2 separate regions of the Mus musculus genome follow, and region 2 is linked to region 1. A link is a loop called in an ENCODE intact Hi-C map of the cell type or tissue named here. Cell type or tissue: left cerebral cortex. All regions are shown on one strand.

Region 1 (8,000 bases):
CCACAACCAACAAAAGGAAAAAAAGACCGTCTTGTCATAGACTACAGTTTCAACTCATTATCAAAGTCTGCAAAGACTGCTTATATCACAGACTTTCCACATACTGGTTATTCAACAAATTCATGGGCTAATTCATGTGCTAGGCAGCAGACAGGGAACACCTCTATGGGATCTATGTTCTTGAGTCAGCAGGAAGATGCTATCCAGGAAACTGACTAGGCTAGGAATGATCCACCCTGGAAATCTATCCTTCGGGGACAGAGTGAAAGGGCTTCCAGGTCCCCTTATCTTCAGCATCTCAGAGGTACTAGGAATGATTGAGTCTGTGGAGGTTCTTTGGGCTTTTCTTCATGGGCTTTGCTATTTCTTCCAGTCTAAGACAGTCCAGAGTAACCCCCAAAGACATCAGAGTACCTGGAAACTGTGTCAATGTAATAAGCATTTACTGTCTATGCTGTGTCCAGTATTATGTAGCTATTAGTTCAAAAGATGAATACATGTGACAGCCACCTATCTCTCCAGGGTCCCTCAGTGTCGTCACATTCAGCTCACAGAATTTATGAGCCATTGAGAATCCCTGTGTAGTTTTCTTCCCTTTGGTGTAGAAAGAACAGAAACTGGGTACTCTCAAGCCTGGCTAGTGAGTGTTTTGGGATACAGAGAACCCTAACAACCCAATCTCGAAAGAGAAGTAACCCTTTGTTAGCTTAAGTCACTGGCATGTGTTAGCTCCTTCTTCGTGTGCAACATGTGTTCTCAGTAGCTCCTTGTCATAAATAGATTTTGCTTTGCCTTTAAAATATTTTCCCTGTCAAAGCACATAGAAGGAGAAAGAATGGGAAGGAGGGAGGGAAGAGAGGGAAGGGAGGAGGGAGGGAAAATGAAGGAAAGGGGGAGGGAGAGAGAAAGGGAGGGAGTGTGATTATCTCTAATGAACAATCTCCAATCTTAGTTCCTTAAACTGGAGTCTCAAATACCTTGAAGTATTTCAACCCTCTAGTCTAAATGAGAATTGTTTTTGATGGCTAGAAGCAGTTATATGGTCTAGAGCCTCAGTACTGCAAAGCAGGCAGGACTCAGGGGACACAAGAACATGGGGGAACAATATCATGGAAACAGGGAAGACTAACAAAATTCTCTGGGGGTTGCCATCGAGAAACTTGGGCTAGCTAACAGTTTATCCTGTGGTTACCCCTGCTTTGAAGTTTTCACTGCCACTGGCAAGCTCTCACTTCCTGCACTGGCTCTGCGCTCCTCATGTTTGCACACGAACATGCAAGCTTCAATGCCAGAGACCACACCAGTCTGTGTGGCTATGGCAAAGAGTTTTCAAGTTGTACTCTCTAACAAGGCTCTCAGGGAACAAACTTGCATGATGATTGTGTTGAAGAGACCATTCACTGGCCCTTGTTCTAAGTGGGTGTGCCAAGCAGTCAGGGCACAGTGATTCCTAATCTAGTGCACCAAGCACAGTCCTCCCATCTACTAAGGAGAGGCAGCAGAACTCCAGGAGAGCAGGACGAGGCAGTTAGGGTCAGGAGCCCATGCCAGCCTTGGGCTTGATGTAATTCCCTGTGGATGGACAGCTCCTTAAGCGTGGGAATCTTACCTGGGTCTTATAATTAATTATATCCTTTTATCTTCCTCCTCTCCACTCAGTGAGACACATAACACAGTGCCAGGTTTGACTGGTCTTGGAAAAAACATCTATCAAAGTAAATTAAGTGTAAGAAGTATTTTCTCCTCATTAGTAAGTAGTAAACAACCATTAGATTCACAGCCTTTTCAAGTCTATGAAAAAAACACTCATATGACTGTCAGGGTCTAAAGAAAACACTACATTTTCATAAATAAAGTATTTTGAACAAGCATATATGTAAACATATAGCACATACAGTGTTGTGTGTATATATGTATATATACACACATATACAATGTATAATGTGTATGTATGTATATAGAGTTATAGATACAGCTAAAGCTTAAACGGATATTTGTATTCCAGTTTACATAAAATTATGTTGTTATAGCTGCAACGACAAAAACACTTAATCTCGTTTGCCTCAATTTGGTCAACTGTGAGAAGGACTAATAATAAGCCTTCTAATTTTTTCATAACACAGTAAGACTCAAAACCAGTAGAATAAAGATTAAGAAATTGCTTTGAAGAGGTAAAGGCCATTATGAAATATATGATATATGTAATTAAAAGGCTGTATGGGGGATTCTCCCAATCTAGCTATGTTAGAACAGACAAATATAGTAGTAAAACTATTTTCTACTTTCAGCCTTTGAAGCTTGTGGGCTGGCTGCCCACTTTCTATTAACTGAGGGGGTCTCATTACCTGTCATTAACTATGTGCTAAGTTTTGCCTGTGTGAAACTCTGAGGACACACAGACCAGAGCACTCAAAAGCAGGAAGATGGTCCATTAGAGGGAGAATAACAAAAGTCACAAGGGCGAAGAACATGCTAGAACAAACTGGCAGAGGAAGCAAAGAGACACTATGCAAGTGGGTTCCGACTGACCGAGTGGGCCTTAGTGGTGTGGTGTGTGTGTGTGTGTGTGTGTGTGTGTGTGTGTGTGTGTGACTCTGGCAAGGCCCTGCTTTAAGACAAAAGAGGGCTCCTCATTTCCCCTCTGGGGGTTAGTGGTTCTAGTTAGGTAAATGGATCGATTTCTCGCCCAGAACAGTAGGCTAGAACACAGACACATTTCATGACCCAATCTCATGGCTCTGCATGGACAATCTCACTGGGATTCTGAAATGTGGAGTCCACTGAAGTGAACTGAGCAGGCAAACGTTACATGGAGAGCAGCACCTTTAAATGATTTCTGACCAACATAAAGTTTTGGTTTTTCATCATGGGAAGAAACACCCCTTTTAGCCATTTCCTTTGTACTCCAAGATTGCCTTTCCCATCCTCTCACCTTTCCCAGCCTCACGCTTCTGTGATGTCCACTTCCCAGTCAGAAATCAGGACTCCATGGCTGACTGAAGGGCTCCATTAGCAGAATTTTGCTAAAACTAATCCCCTTAGAGTTTAAATGTGTCATCTCTGGCTACTGTGTAAGGCTTTGGAAGTTTGAAACTAAGTTAAAGGGAACGCTTCTTTGGTTGTTTGGCAGCAAAATATGAACCGCTCAGTTCTTAGTATTCAACCACAGTGCAACTGTGGGCAACAATCTGACGCTTGATCAGTTGATGTTGAAGCTCCATGTGGTGGCCAAAGCTCCTGGAGTTCTGGATTTCGCCTAATTCTGCCAGTTTCAAAAATGCCACTAACTCCACCACTCCCAAACAACACCTTCAGCTCAGAAAATTTCCACCAAGCATTGGTGATCTGAATTTAGATTTGGAAGATAACCTCAGTGACTTGCTAGCAAATGCCTGTCATGTTTATAAAGAGCAAGTGTCACTGATGTTGTACATGACTCACTAAGCAAAACTTACTAATAACAAAAGCAAGAAATGCTGGTTCCAGAATAGGCCAGCTAGTAAATGGAAAGAGTCCTGTGTGCTACAGTCTGCATTCATACTATGCTTAATTAATTTGATTTTAGATCTTATAATTTTAAATTGTTTCACCAGGTTTTAAAGTGATTCACAATAACCCGGAGGAGAACTTACATTAGTAGAAACCCCTGTAAACTGGGTAACAGAAGTAACTCTTAATGCCTAAGAGTATGTTTAAGATGATATTTATAAACTTTAAAATAACTTTTCTTTATTAAGAACTAAGAAATTTAGATAAGGAATGCATTTCTTTTTTCTTTTTTTCTTTCTTTCTTTCCTTTTTTCTTTTTCTTTTTTGGTTTTTCGAGACAAGGTTTCTCTGTATAGTCCTGGCTGTCCTGAAACTCACTATGTAGACCAGGCTGGCCTCGAACTCAGAAATCCACCTGCCTCTGCCTCCCAAGTGCTGGGATTAAAGGCGGGCGCCACCACGCCTGGCTAGGAATGCATTTCTAAAGACCATTAAAAATCAGGGTAATAATTTTAGCATGTATGTTGAAAATATCATTCTGCTACATATAATTAAATGTGCTTATGTATAATGTAAGTTAGACAAACACAGGCATCTCAACTCTAAAACATTGGGCAGGAGTAACAAAATCCTGTGTTAATTTGGAGACAATTTTGATCTCTACCAGAAGAGGGCAGTAGAATCTGCGTGAAAGTTACCATAACACAAGGCAAAGCATGGAAACCTCTCAGTTTGCTTCATTGCTATGGAAACCGTATGTCTGTCTATGTTTGTTTCTCGGTACAGATTTTGCAGATTGCTGCTTTATGAGATAGGCTTTCCATGCTGACTTTTCAACACAACTTATTTTTCCAAACTGTTTTAATAAACAAGGAGAGTTTCAAATCTCAACACTTAATTTTGAGTGTTGAATATTTCCAATAACATAGATAAGGCTTTATGGAAACAGCTGTATACCACAAAGAATTCAATCGAAAACTAAGAAAATAAAAAGTAAATTAAAAATTCAGGAAAGTTTACTTTATAATATTTGCTGCTTATTCTCCAAATAAGAAAAACAAAATAACTGTATCTGTAAAAAGATTATGCCTATACATCCATACCTAAGACCTTAACGAAAATTCTAGAAACTTTAACGTGTACCAAATACAAGTCAGAAAATAAGACTTCCTAACCCACAGAATTTAAATTTTATAGACATGCATCTTTTTAACCAGTAATGAACACAGTTTGGGTAGAAGGAAGGAAAAGATAAAGTAAAAGCTAAGCTTTTAGAGAGGAGTATTTTAACTAGAGATGCGCTCTCCAGAGAAAGGAGTTTTAAAATCACACCCGAGTGTGGAACAGAGAAAGCTAGCACCTCATGAAAAGAGAGTGTGCAAGAAAGCCTGAGTTGAGCTGCTGTATGCCAGTGTCCAGGGCTTGCAGGCCTCAGCTTCTTCCAGGCATGCAAGGCTATGTTTACTTAATTACCTGAAGGACCACACAGACTCCTGGGACTCACTGCAGCCCTGTTAGACCAGAGCCTGCAAGTAACCCACAATCTGCATTTATCTGAAAAACAAAAACAAAAACAAACAAACAAACACCTGCCCAGTTAAAAACCACAGCTTTGAACCACAGCTCAGCAACTGGTTAATGATACTGCAGAGACAGGAGCTTGTAGCTGACAACCAAGGCACAGAAGTCAGAAGCCTACTGAGTGATGCCACTAGTAGTCTGAACTCACTGTGGGTTGGAAAGAATTCACACTGCAGGAAGTGGCAAATGAAAACCAGGGCTTGATTCCTTGTTCTGTGACCTGTCCAGACTATGGGCCAACTGTCTGACTACAAACAAGGTATTGCAAAAGCCCTCCCGGCACACAGATCTACATACTGGCCTTGTCTTACAATGTTTATTCACTGCCCCTTTACAGAGAAAGTTTTGTAAGCCAAAGAAACTGATAAAGATGACAGGCTAGCAAAACCTCACATCAAATTGAGCTGTTGCATCAGAAACAGCTCACAGATACAAAGTGAAGAAATGTATTTCCTGGCACAACTAAAAGGGCAATGGCCTCAGTGGCAGGAGTCTGGGGGTCCAACTCTCCTGTTTTACTGCTGTCAACACAAAGCACTCCTGTTCCAATATACTTGTACATTAATAAGGGTGGCAAAAAGCAATAAAATTGCATTACTGTTACTTGTAAAGCATGCACTATAATTCCTCTATATAGACAAATTTACTTTTTAAAAAATGCACAGATACATATACATGAATGCAGACAGCCTCCTCCCCCATACCATAGAATCTCATGTAACTCAGGCTGACCCCTGCTTGCTAGGAAACCAAAGGTGACCTTGAACTTGTGATTCCTTGCTTGCCTCTCTCTCTCCCTGGGCTTAGTTACAGGAATACATCATACTTAGTTCAACTGGGTAGGAACCCAGGGCTCTGGGCAGACCAAGTGAGCACTCAAACAAAATCTCTACTGATATGCACCGGTCCAAGGCGCTTCTTTGCCTAGTCAAAGGGCCTTCCACTTGCCTGCCTCATCTGGAATGAACTTTGAGAAATCCACGTTGCTCCCGCAGAAGAAACACATTTAGAATAAAGTTCTTGCAAAGCCTAAATTTATTCCCAGATCATGTAAACACTATATTCAGAGTTTGTGTTCAGTTCTCCAAACTTGCTGTGTAGCAAGTCAAACTCCTTGTCCCCAAGGCATAACTCTGCTTAGTAAAGAGGCTTTGCTGTCCCTTGATATCTTGTAACCGTGCAGACGCAGCTCCCTTGGAGTTAGTGACCTGTTGGCCACCCAAGCCCCCTGAAGTCCACACTGGTTGTTCCCTGCCCTCACCTCTGTCATTCCACATTATTAACATTTTCTCCATTAGTTATTGTTCTGCTGACTCCATCTTACTTGGCCTGTCTTATTTACCACTCTACTCCCCAAGTCTGGACCATTCCAGGGAAATCAAAGGGATTTAATAAACACGGAGAGAAGGAATGAACAGACAAACAAATGAAAGCTTGAGTTATCTAAGCCCAAAGTCCTTCTGTGTATAGCATGATAGTTTTGTGTCTTGTGACAATTCTAAATGTTAGTTTATCCCAGGCTCTCTCTGTACCAGCACCAGGCTGTACTGCGACCCAGCTTCAGTGATTTTCACAAGAGTCATGAGTATCTGCCTTTACAGACCCTGCTCCTTTATCTAGAATGCTCTTGGTATCAGTGTTTCTAGAGTAAGCTCCTATCCAGCCTTCAGAACCCTTTGTAAATGCATTCCCAGCCATAGCCCCTTCCCGGTGCATTCCCAGTCACGATATACACTCACAGTCTCCACCCTTGCTAGTGCACAATCATCAAAATGCTGGAATGTGTTCTCACAGCTGGGATTCCAAGACCCACAGGTGCTGTTGCGTATATGTTCCTAGAACTTGGCTCAGTGCCTAGTATACAATCAGGAATAAATAAAAAGTTGGCAAATGTGCAAAAGCCTTCACCCTCTCACAGGCTGAGGACAAATACCATACTGTTCATGCTTGCTCTCTAATGGAGTCCTTTTGGTTTCTATTTAAACCAGGATATAACAAAGGACATAAACCTCTAATCCAGCTAGATGCACATGTTTATAAAGTTAGGCGGAAATACATAAGTATCAGTATCCAGGTACACAGAAACCACCACACAGCCATCTCCAGCCACTGAGACCAGGCCAGTGTCTACTTTCCCCTTCAGTCTAGTCTGATCTCTCTACGATATTTAATTTGTTTTGCCACATTCAACATTTTCCACTTCATTCTAACATCCGTGTTATTATCACTTACTAATGTGAGGATGTTCCCATTCAGGATCATCTTCAGTGTCTAATCGGCAGTTCCTAACCCACCAGATCTTTGCAAAGATTCTGCAGCTACTTCCTCTCCTGCTGGTTCCTTCTCTACTCCAGGCTCCTCTTAGCTCAAGCCCTGATAAATGGATTCTACCCAGCTGACCTTTTAGGCAATGTTTCCTTATTTGATGTCACTCTGTATACAATGAAGATGGTCTCTCTCCCATTAGTATCTTTAGCAAAGCCATTCCCTGAGCTCAGAGACTCCTGGGATGATTCCCTCACACCAGCTGGCTTGTGTCCCTCTCCTCATACATCTGCTGAAACCTAATCACCAATGATGACTTTCATCAGGACACGGTAACTCATTGGTGGATGAAGCATAATTCTAAGTACAATTAGAGCCTCCTAAAAGCAGAACTGAAGACAGTCCTCAGCAAGGTGCCATCATACATGAACAATATTAGCAGGACATCACCTGACTCCAGGCCAACCGAAATGATCCTGGACTTTATGCCACCCAAAACTTTGGAAAATGAATATCTGCTGCTTATAAGCTAGTCATCTCCAAAGGTTTTTGTTTTTGTTTGTTTGAGTTTTGGGTGTCTGTTACATACACTAAGTTTATATGGCATGGTGGTTTAAAATACAAGGTACTTAACACAAGGTACTTAACAAGGTTGGAACACGCCG
Region 2 (8,000 bases), 470 kb after region 1:
GGGTATAGTAGTCTTGGTTGGCATCTGTGGTCTCTTAGGGTCTGCAAGACATCTTCCCAGACCTTTCTGGCTTTTAGAGTCTATGTTGAAAAGTCAGGTTTAATTCTGATAGGTCTGCCTTTATATGTTACTTGGCCTTTTTCCCTGGCAGCTTTTCATAGTCTTTCTTTGTTCTGTACATTTAGTCTTTTGGTTATTATGTAGAAAGGACTTTTACGATCCGATCTGTTTAGTGTTCTGTAAGCGTCTTGTGCTTTTATAGGCATCTCTTTCTTTAGGTTAGGGAAATTTTCTCCTATGATTTTGTTGAAAATATTATAAAGGCCTTGGAGCTAGGAATCTCCTCCTTCTTCCATTCCTATTACTCTTAGGTTTGATCTTTTCATAGTGTCCCAGATTTCCTGGATGTATTGTGTCAGGAATTTTTTAGATTTAACACCTTTCTTTGACAGATGCATTGATTTTTTTTCCTCTGTCTTCTACACCTGAGATTCTCTCTTCCATCTCTTGTATTCTGTTGATGATGCTTGCATCTGTAGTTCCTGTTCTCTTCCCTAGGTTTTCCATCTCCAGGGTTGCCTCGGTTTGTGTTTTCTTTATTCTATTTCTATTTTCAGGTCTTGAGCAGTTTTATTCATTTCCTTCATCTGATTGTATTTTCCTGGATTTCTTTAAAGGATTTATTCATTTCCTCTTTAAAGGCATCTATCACCTTTACAAGATTGGATTTAAAGTCATTTTCCTGTGCTTCAACTATGCTAAAATATCCAGGGCTTGCTGTAGTAGGATAGCTGGGCTCTAGTGGTGTCATGTTGCTTTGGCTTTTGTTGATAGTATTCTTTTGCTGGCATTTGGCCATCTGGTTGTCCCTAGTGCCAGTAGGCCTCTGTGAATGCCAGCAGAGTTGTAGGTCAGGAAATGGATCTCAGGGACTAGGGCATAGCTCACTGCTGATGTGTGTGCCCCAGGGGGACCTGTCAGGCAGGGAATTGGGGAGCTGGATAGCCCTGGTGCCCACAGCCCTGCAGGAACACAGGCAGAGCCTGGGTGGTACTAAAGAGCTCTGGAGATAGGGCATAGTTCACCACTGCTGGGTGTGTCCTAAGAGAACCCAGCAGGCAGGGTTTACATGGGTGTTTCTGGTGCCTGTACAGCCCTGAGATTAATTTTTTAGTATTCTATAAATAGCCATTTGTATTTTAAGACAAAATTTTATCTCACTAAAAGTAAGTTTGTCCTTTGTTTTTAAAAATAGCTCTAAACTGTTGTTCTTCAGGAACTTCTATTCCACATGGGGTAGAATTAATTGTGGATAACACTAATATCAATAAGCCTGTTCAAGATGATATTTTCTTGTTCCAGCCATTTACCTGCAAAATTCATAACATCCTTGTTTTTAATAGCTCTCTCTGCATAATAACCAAAACACTAAGTGTACAGGACAAGGAAAGAATATGAAAAGCTGCCAGGGAAAAAGGCCAAGTAACATATAAAGGCAGACCTATCAGAATTAAACCTGACTTTTCAACATAGACTCTAAAAGCCAGAAAGGCCTGGTGAAACCCCTGCCTGCTGTGTTCCCCTGGGACACATCCAGCAGCTGTGATCTGTGCCCTCTTCCATTGTGTAAATGAACAATATTTTCTGTATCCATTCTTTGGTTGAGTGACATCTGGGTTGCTTCCACTTTCTGCTATTATGAATAAGACTTCTATGAACATAGTAGAGCCATGTCCTTGTGATATGGTGGAGTATCTTTTGAGTATATGCCCAGGAGTAGTATAGCTGAGTCTTCATATAAAACTACTTCCAATTTTCTGAGGAACCACCAGATTGATTTCAGGAATGGCTGTACAAGTACAGCAATGGTGGAGTGTTCCATCCTGAGTGAGATAACCCAGACCCAAAAGGATATGCATGGTATGAACTCACTGATAAGTGGATATTAGCAAAAATGTACAGGATACCCATGATACACCCTGCAGACCCTAAGTTAAACTAGAAGGATGACCCAAGTGTGGATGCTTAAATCCTATTTAAAGGGGAGCAATATAATCATGGGAAGCAGAGGGAGGGAGGGACCTTGTGATGGGGGGTGGGGAGCAGGATAAGGAGTGGGGGAAACAACAGGGGTGGCCCAGAGGACCAGGAGAATGAATAGTAATATACAGCTGCCAGGGGTGGTGAGGTGGAAGAAACTTCTAAAAAGTCCCAGAGATCTGAGATGGGGGAAGCTCCCAGGACTCAATGTGGGTGACCTTGGCTGAGATGCCCAACAGGATATGAAACATGAAAAGACCACCTCCAATAGTCAGACAGGACCTCCCAGTGGAGGGATGGGGACACCAACTCACCTACAAAATTTTCTACCCAAAATTGCTCCTGCCTGAAAGAAATGCAGGGACAAAAATGGAGCAGAGACTGAAGGAATGGCTGACCGGTGATGGGTCCAACTTGGGATCTATCTCATGGGGGCTGGGTGGGGCAGCACCAATCCCTGATACCATTACTAATGCTATGTTGTGCTTGCAGACAGGAGTCTTGCATGGCTGTCCTTTAGAGGCTCTACCAGCAGCTGACTGAGACAAATGTAGATACTTACAGCCAATCATTGGACTGAGGTCGGAGACCCCTATGGCAGAGTTAGGGGAAAGACTGAAGGAGCTGAAGTGGATGGCAACCCCATAGGAAGACCAGCACTGTCAGCTAACCTGGATCCCTGGGAGCTCCCAGAGACTGAGCCACCAACCAAAGAGCATACACTGGGTGGTCCAAGGCCCCCAGCAAATATGTATCAGAGGGTTATGTTGTCTGGCCTCAGTGGAAGAAGATGCCTCTAATCCAGTGAGACCTAATGCCCTGAAGTGAGGAGCTACCCAAGAGGGGAACACCCTCTCAGAGGTAAAGGGGAGGAGGATGGGGTGAAGAACTCAGGGAGGGGGGCAACATTTGGGATGTAGATAAATAATTAATAAAAACTAAACATGCTGTGAGGTTGCACTTGGGACCTAGAAAAGGACAGGGAGCTAACTGGCTCTGCTAGTGTCCATTGGCATTTCAGAATCCCAGAGCTTGGATTTCTTTACAACACAGACTGTTCACTCAACATTTCCTGGACATATCTGAGTGTATGTGTAGGCATTCTAGCAGAATGTTCTTGTCTAGTTCTTGTCTTACACATTGGCCATAAGTTGCATTGGTTTCTAGCTTCTTACTTTCTAAGGCTATCTAGGGCTGGATAGAGTCTCCATATCAGAAGTCCATTATACTATTCTTGGAACATACTTCCAAGGAATAAGTGGGAATTAATATACAAAGAGGACTACAAGTCAATATTAGGACGCAAAAACACTAAAATAATAGACAATGTAGCTTGTTTACCATGAATGAAGATTCAGGTTTGATCTCCAGGACCACAAAACAAAACAAAATTTATATGATCCCTACAGATTTCTGAGAAAGCCTTTAATAAAATGTTAAGACAAAATGGACTTTAACACTTACTAATGATAAAAATAAGAAAATAGGGTTACCGAGATGGCTCCATGGGTAACAGAGTCCTGCCAAGCCTACTGATCCGGTTTTGATCCCCTGATCCCACTTTAGAGAGAACCAGCTCTGAGAACCCTACTCCCACAAGTTCTCATTAGACTTCTGCATGTATCTCACGACATGCACACATACACTAAGTTAGTAAAAGTAAAAAGACATAATAAAAAGATAAAATGGAATTAAGAGATACTCTTTTTTAGCATGGTCAAGTGTATACAGACAAAAAGTGTATAAGCCTACTTAATAATTTTAAATATATGAACACCTATTGCTAAAATGGAGGGGAGGATAGCACAGCCTCCATTACAAAACATGTCCCTGCAATCATGAGGTCCTTCAACCATTTGAACATAAGAATGGGGAAAGCAAAAACATCTGAATACCTGGAAAATTCCTAAGGAATGATCACACAACTTAAACAGCACATGACAAGCAAGCGAGACGTGTCCAGAGTAAACATAAAAAGGAATAGCCTTGGGGGAGGGCCAGTGCTGTGGATCAAACACCAGAGCTTTGCACAAAGTGGAAAATAGAAGCATCCGTGAGTGATTACATAATGGGGTGCATCATGCAGCCACTCGAGTCCCTGACCAGCTTCTGAGAAGTGCTGCCCTTGTCTATGGGGGAACCTAGGAGCTCAGCCCAGTCCAGCTACCCGGACGGCCGTACAAAGGTCTAGCATCTGAGTAAAAGTCAGCATGCAGTGGGAAAATCTGCATTGTTACCACACCACATAGTAATGGCGACTCCCTCACATCTACCCTCACACTGTGAGACACAATTGCAGCTTAGTAAGACTGGCACAGCTCAGACGATGTGAGCATCGGCAACCTACAAGGACACTAATTATGATGTCCTCTTTCTTGGTTAGGGTGGCAGTGATATACATGATACATACACACATGTATGTATGTATGTATGTATGTAACAAGTACTGAAAAGATGCCATGAATTTGAGAGAGCAAGGTTTTGAGGCAAGAAAGAGAAGGATATAAATGATGACATATAATTATATTATAGTCTGAAAAATAAATGAAAAAATGCTGTTCCATCTCTATACTGGACAGGTGTCCCAGTGCACTTGGAAAGTTCTGTGGAGCCCATGCTCCCCCTAGTGGCCAATTACTCCCCTTGTCTCCTTTTTATGTTCAGTAAGACCTACACTTGAAATGGAGAAAATTCACGAATACCCAGTATCTATGTAAACAATACAAAACTGGGCTTGGAAAGTATGTCATTAAAAAGTATGCTTAATCACTTTGCTCCACTCAGACCCCTCTTTTTCTAAAGTATTTTAAATGTTTTTTAGGTTTCCTTTTATGTACAGGTGTTTTGCCTGCTTGTGTATCTGCAGCATGTACATGCAGTGCCTGCAAAGGCCAGAAGAGGGCATCAGATCTCCTGGACCTGAGGATTAGGAGGTTGTAACCCAATATGAGTACTAGGAATCAAACCCAGGCCCTCTGAAAAAGCAGCCCGTGCTCTTAACAGCCCAGTCACCTCTATTGCCCCCACGTTTTTAATTGAGACAGAACCCACTTTCCCCACACCTTGCCTCCCTCTAGGTCTTCCCAACTACCCTCCCTTGAGCCCCTCATATGTCCTCCCCACTCTCAAATGAGTATTTGTATTGTTACAGTTGTGCATATGCATATATGCATGTGTATATGGTGTATACACACAAATACATGTAAATACAACTTGCTGAGTCCATTATGTTGGTGTGTATATGGTTTCAAGGCTGACTACTCTGCACTGGACAACCAACAAGGGGGTCTCATCCCTGGGAAGACTCCTTCTCCTTCTCCCAGCAGTCATTAATTGGCTGTATTTCTTTCCCAGGAGTGGGATGCCACACATCCTCTTCTGTGTTAACAGGTCTATTGATATTGCCATTGTTCCAGTCTTGTCTATGCAACCATTTCTAGGAGAGATTGCTTCACAGCAAACTTCATGGTCCTCTGGCTCTTTCTTTCTGCCCCCTTTCTTCTGTGATGTTCCCTGAGTCATAGATCCAGGAGCTGTGATGTACATTCATCTCGTGTGACTAGGCTTCCCACAATGCACTGCTCTCTGCAACATGTTCAGTTTTGTTTTCTGGAATGGTCTCCATTTACTCTACATAGAAGCTTCTTTGATGAGGAATGGTAGTTATGAGATTTAGAATATAGTAAGGAATTATGCTAATCTGGCAAAGTGGCAGTAGTAGATTCTTTTTGAAGGCCCATGACCTCACTATCCCTGGGAAGCTGGCTAGGGTTCCAGTACCAGGCCTTCCTGCTTGGATGTGAAGGTGTCCTGGGACTTGGAAGCCGAGGAACCACACAGCTCTGAGGGGAGAGTGTATCCCATTGGAAGGGCATTCTGAGAAATGGGAGCCCAAGACCCACACAGCTGAGAGGATGCCTCCTCAGCAGAGGCATTGCTGCTCCCAGGAGAGGGGATCCCCAACTGAGCTCAGGAGCGCAGGAGCCTCAGCCCCACTCCATTTCTTCACTTCTCTTCATTGCTTCTTGGCTTCCTCTGATGAAGAGCCACATCAGGCAACAAACCTCATAAGATATTTATTGGGAGGGTCCAGGGTGTGGAGGGATGAATTGAGGGGTAGTTGCCTCTTCTACTGGGAGTAGACAGCTAGGAACTGAGCAGACATAGCCTTTATATAAGGTTTCTTAGTGGGCAAGACTTTCTAGGGCAGAGATTTCCAGAGTGACGATTTGTGGGGTTTCAAGTCCGAGTTTGGCAGTGCTCAGGGATTGGTGAGTTTTCCTGTTCAGACTTTTCACCTAAAATTATCATAATCAGGGGAGGGTCCTATTAAGGGGCTGGAGATGACCTCTGTGACAGTTACAGAAGTTGGAAGTGCCATTATGACAATTAGGGAGGTCCTGAGGAGGGGCCTGGCTGATAGACCTTCTCAGGGAAGGGGAGGTGTCCACTTTCTTGCCTTGTGGGTTTACAAAATACACAAAATTTACAAAGGGAGTGGCCTGAGTGACATGACTAGCCAACACCTTCCGGTCAGATCCAGCTCAAATTATGAGTCCTGTCCAAAATGTATGATGATAATGAAGATATGGTAGAATAGTGGGGAGGGGCTCCCACTGCAAAGGAGGAGGGAAGAGCTATACAGAAGGAAAAGGATAGGGAGCAAATAACACCACGGTTTTTTATTCTGCCTTAAGGGATCCTATTTTTTTTACCTGAAATTATACATATTACATATACATGTATGTGTAGCCATACATAATCTTTTTAAGTTTTTTAATGAATTTTTTCACACTATATTCTTATCATTCCTCCTCCTCCCCCATCTCCTCCCAGATCCTCCCCATTCCCTTTCCACCAACTCTATGACCTTTTTCTTTCTTGCTCTAAAAACAAAAACTAAAACTTTTTAATTTTTAATTTTTTTTAAAAAAAAAGACAAAATATACTAAAAGAACGAGTGCATACAAGATAAGAAAAATGGGGTTCATTTTGTGTTGCCCAATTACTTCTGGGCATGGGGCCTGCCTTAGACTATGGTTAATATTCCCAACAATAGCCCACTGGAAACACTGACTTTCCCTTCCCAGCAGGTATTAACTGCAGAGTGTCTCAGTTAGAGGTGGGACTTTATATCCACTTCCTCTTCTCAGTACTGGGATTCTGTCTGGTTTTTAACTTGCATAAGTCTTGTGCATGCTACAGTCACTGTGAATTCATATCATCAGTCCTCATGTTTCCCTGGTGCTATCCAGCACTTCTGACATGCATATCATATATATAATATTAAAAGTTGATGTATTAAAACAATGAAATTATTAAGCTTAACTCTAAATGTACTGTTATTTAATGCACATAAGAAAATACAAGACGGAGTACCAACCTGGGGCAAGAACTTGCTTTTAAAAATTGGAGATACTGAATGGAAAACAATCACTGTGTGACTTGAGTTTAGGAGGGAGGGAGAATTGGTTTCTCAGCTGAGTCACATGGGTCTTCCCCAAGCTGCACAAGCCTTGGAACTAGAACAAAGGCACACAGCACCCACCCACCCTTAGCAAAGGCCTCTGGCTGGCTCAGAGAGTATGAACTCTCAGGAGCTGGGAGCCCCTGCTGTGCAAACAGACAGGCTGCTCAGAAGGGAGAGGAAGGCAGACAATAGAGACTGCTCTCCTTCAACAAGCAGGTAATCAAAAGATAAAGATGAGTGGAATGTAATTTAATTGTTTTTAAGGATAGATTAAAGTACAATGGTAATGTTTAAGCGGTTTTTTAAGTATTAAAAGGCAACTTAAAGTTAAACACAAAGGAAAGAATGTTAATTCAAGAGATAGATAGATAGATAGATAGATAGATAGATAGATAGATAGATAGATCCACAGAGATACTAATCTCAATAGAATAGAATAAATGAGAAAAGTGCATTAGAAGAAATTTGAAAAGGTCTATGCCAGGGCAGC

What was found. Hi-C counts contacts between places; a loop is a spot of excess contacts. Peaks named below come from ENCODE experiments on the same cell type or tissue, not always from the same donor. Only the 100,000 strongest peaks of a DNase experiment are listed, where the experiment ranks them.
Region 2: a loop joins it to region 1, with 2.4 times the contacts of the local background. A loop is called at or near these places in 19 of 42 quality-filtered maps.

The regions. Positions count from the first base shown.
Region 1 is chr1:53,905,134-53,913,133 of GRCm38, forward strand. The region is part of intron 13 of Hecw2 (HECT, C2 and WW domain containing E3 ubiquitin protein ligase 2); the gene reads right to left. Among named protein-coding and RNA genes, the nearest start is that of Mir7681, 60 kb to the left of the region's middle. In left cerebral cortex, a CTCF peak has its summit at 4,148 (motif pointing right); a DNase peak (open chromatin) is centred at 4,166.
Region 2 is chr1:54,376,803-54,384,802 of GRCm38, forward strand. No RefSeq gene overlaps it. Among named protein-coding and RNA genes, the nearest start is that of Gtf3c3, 58 kb to the right of the region's middle. In left cerebral cortex, CTCF peaks have their summits at 4,681 (motif pointing left) and 4,890 (motif pointing right); DNase peaks (open chromatin) are centred at 4,124, 4,695, 4,897 and 5,678.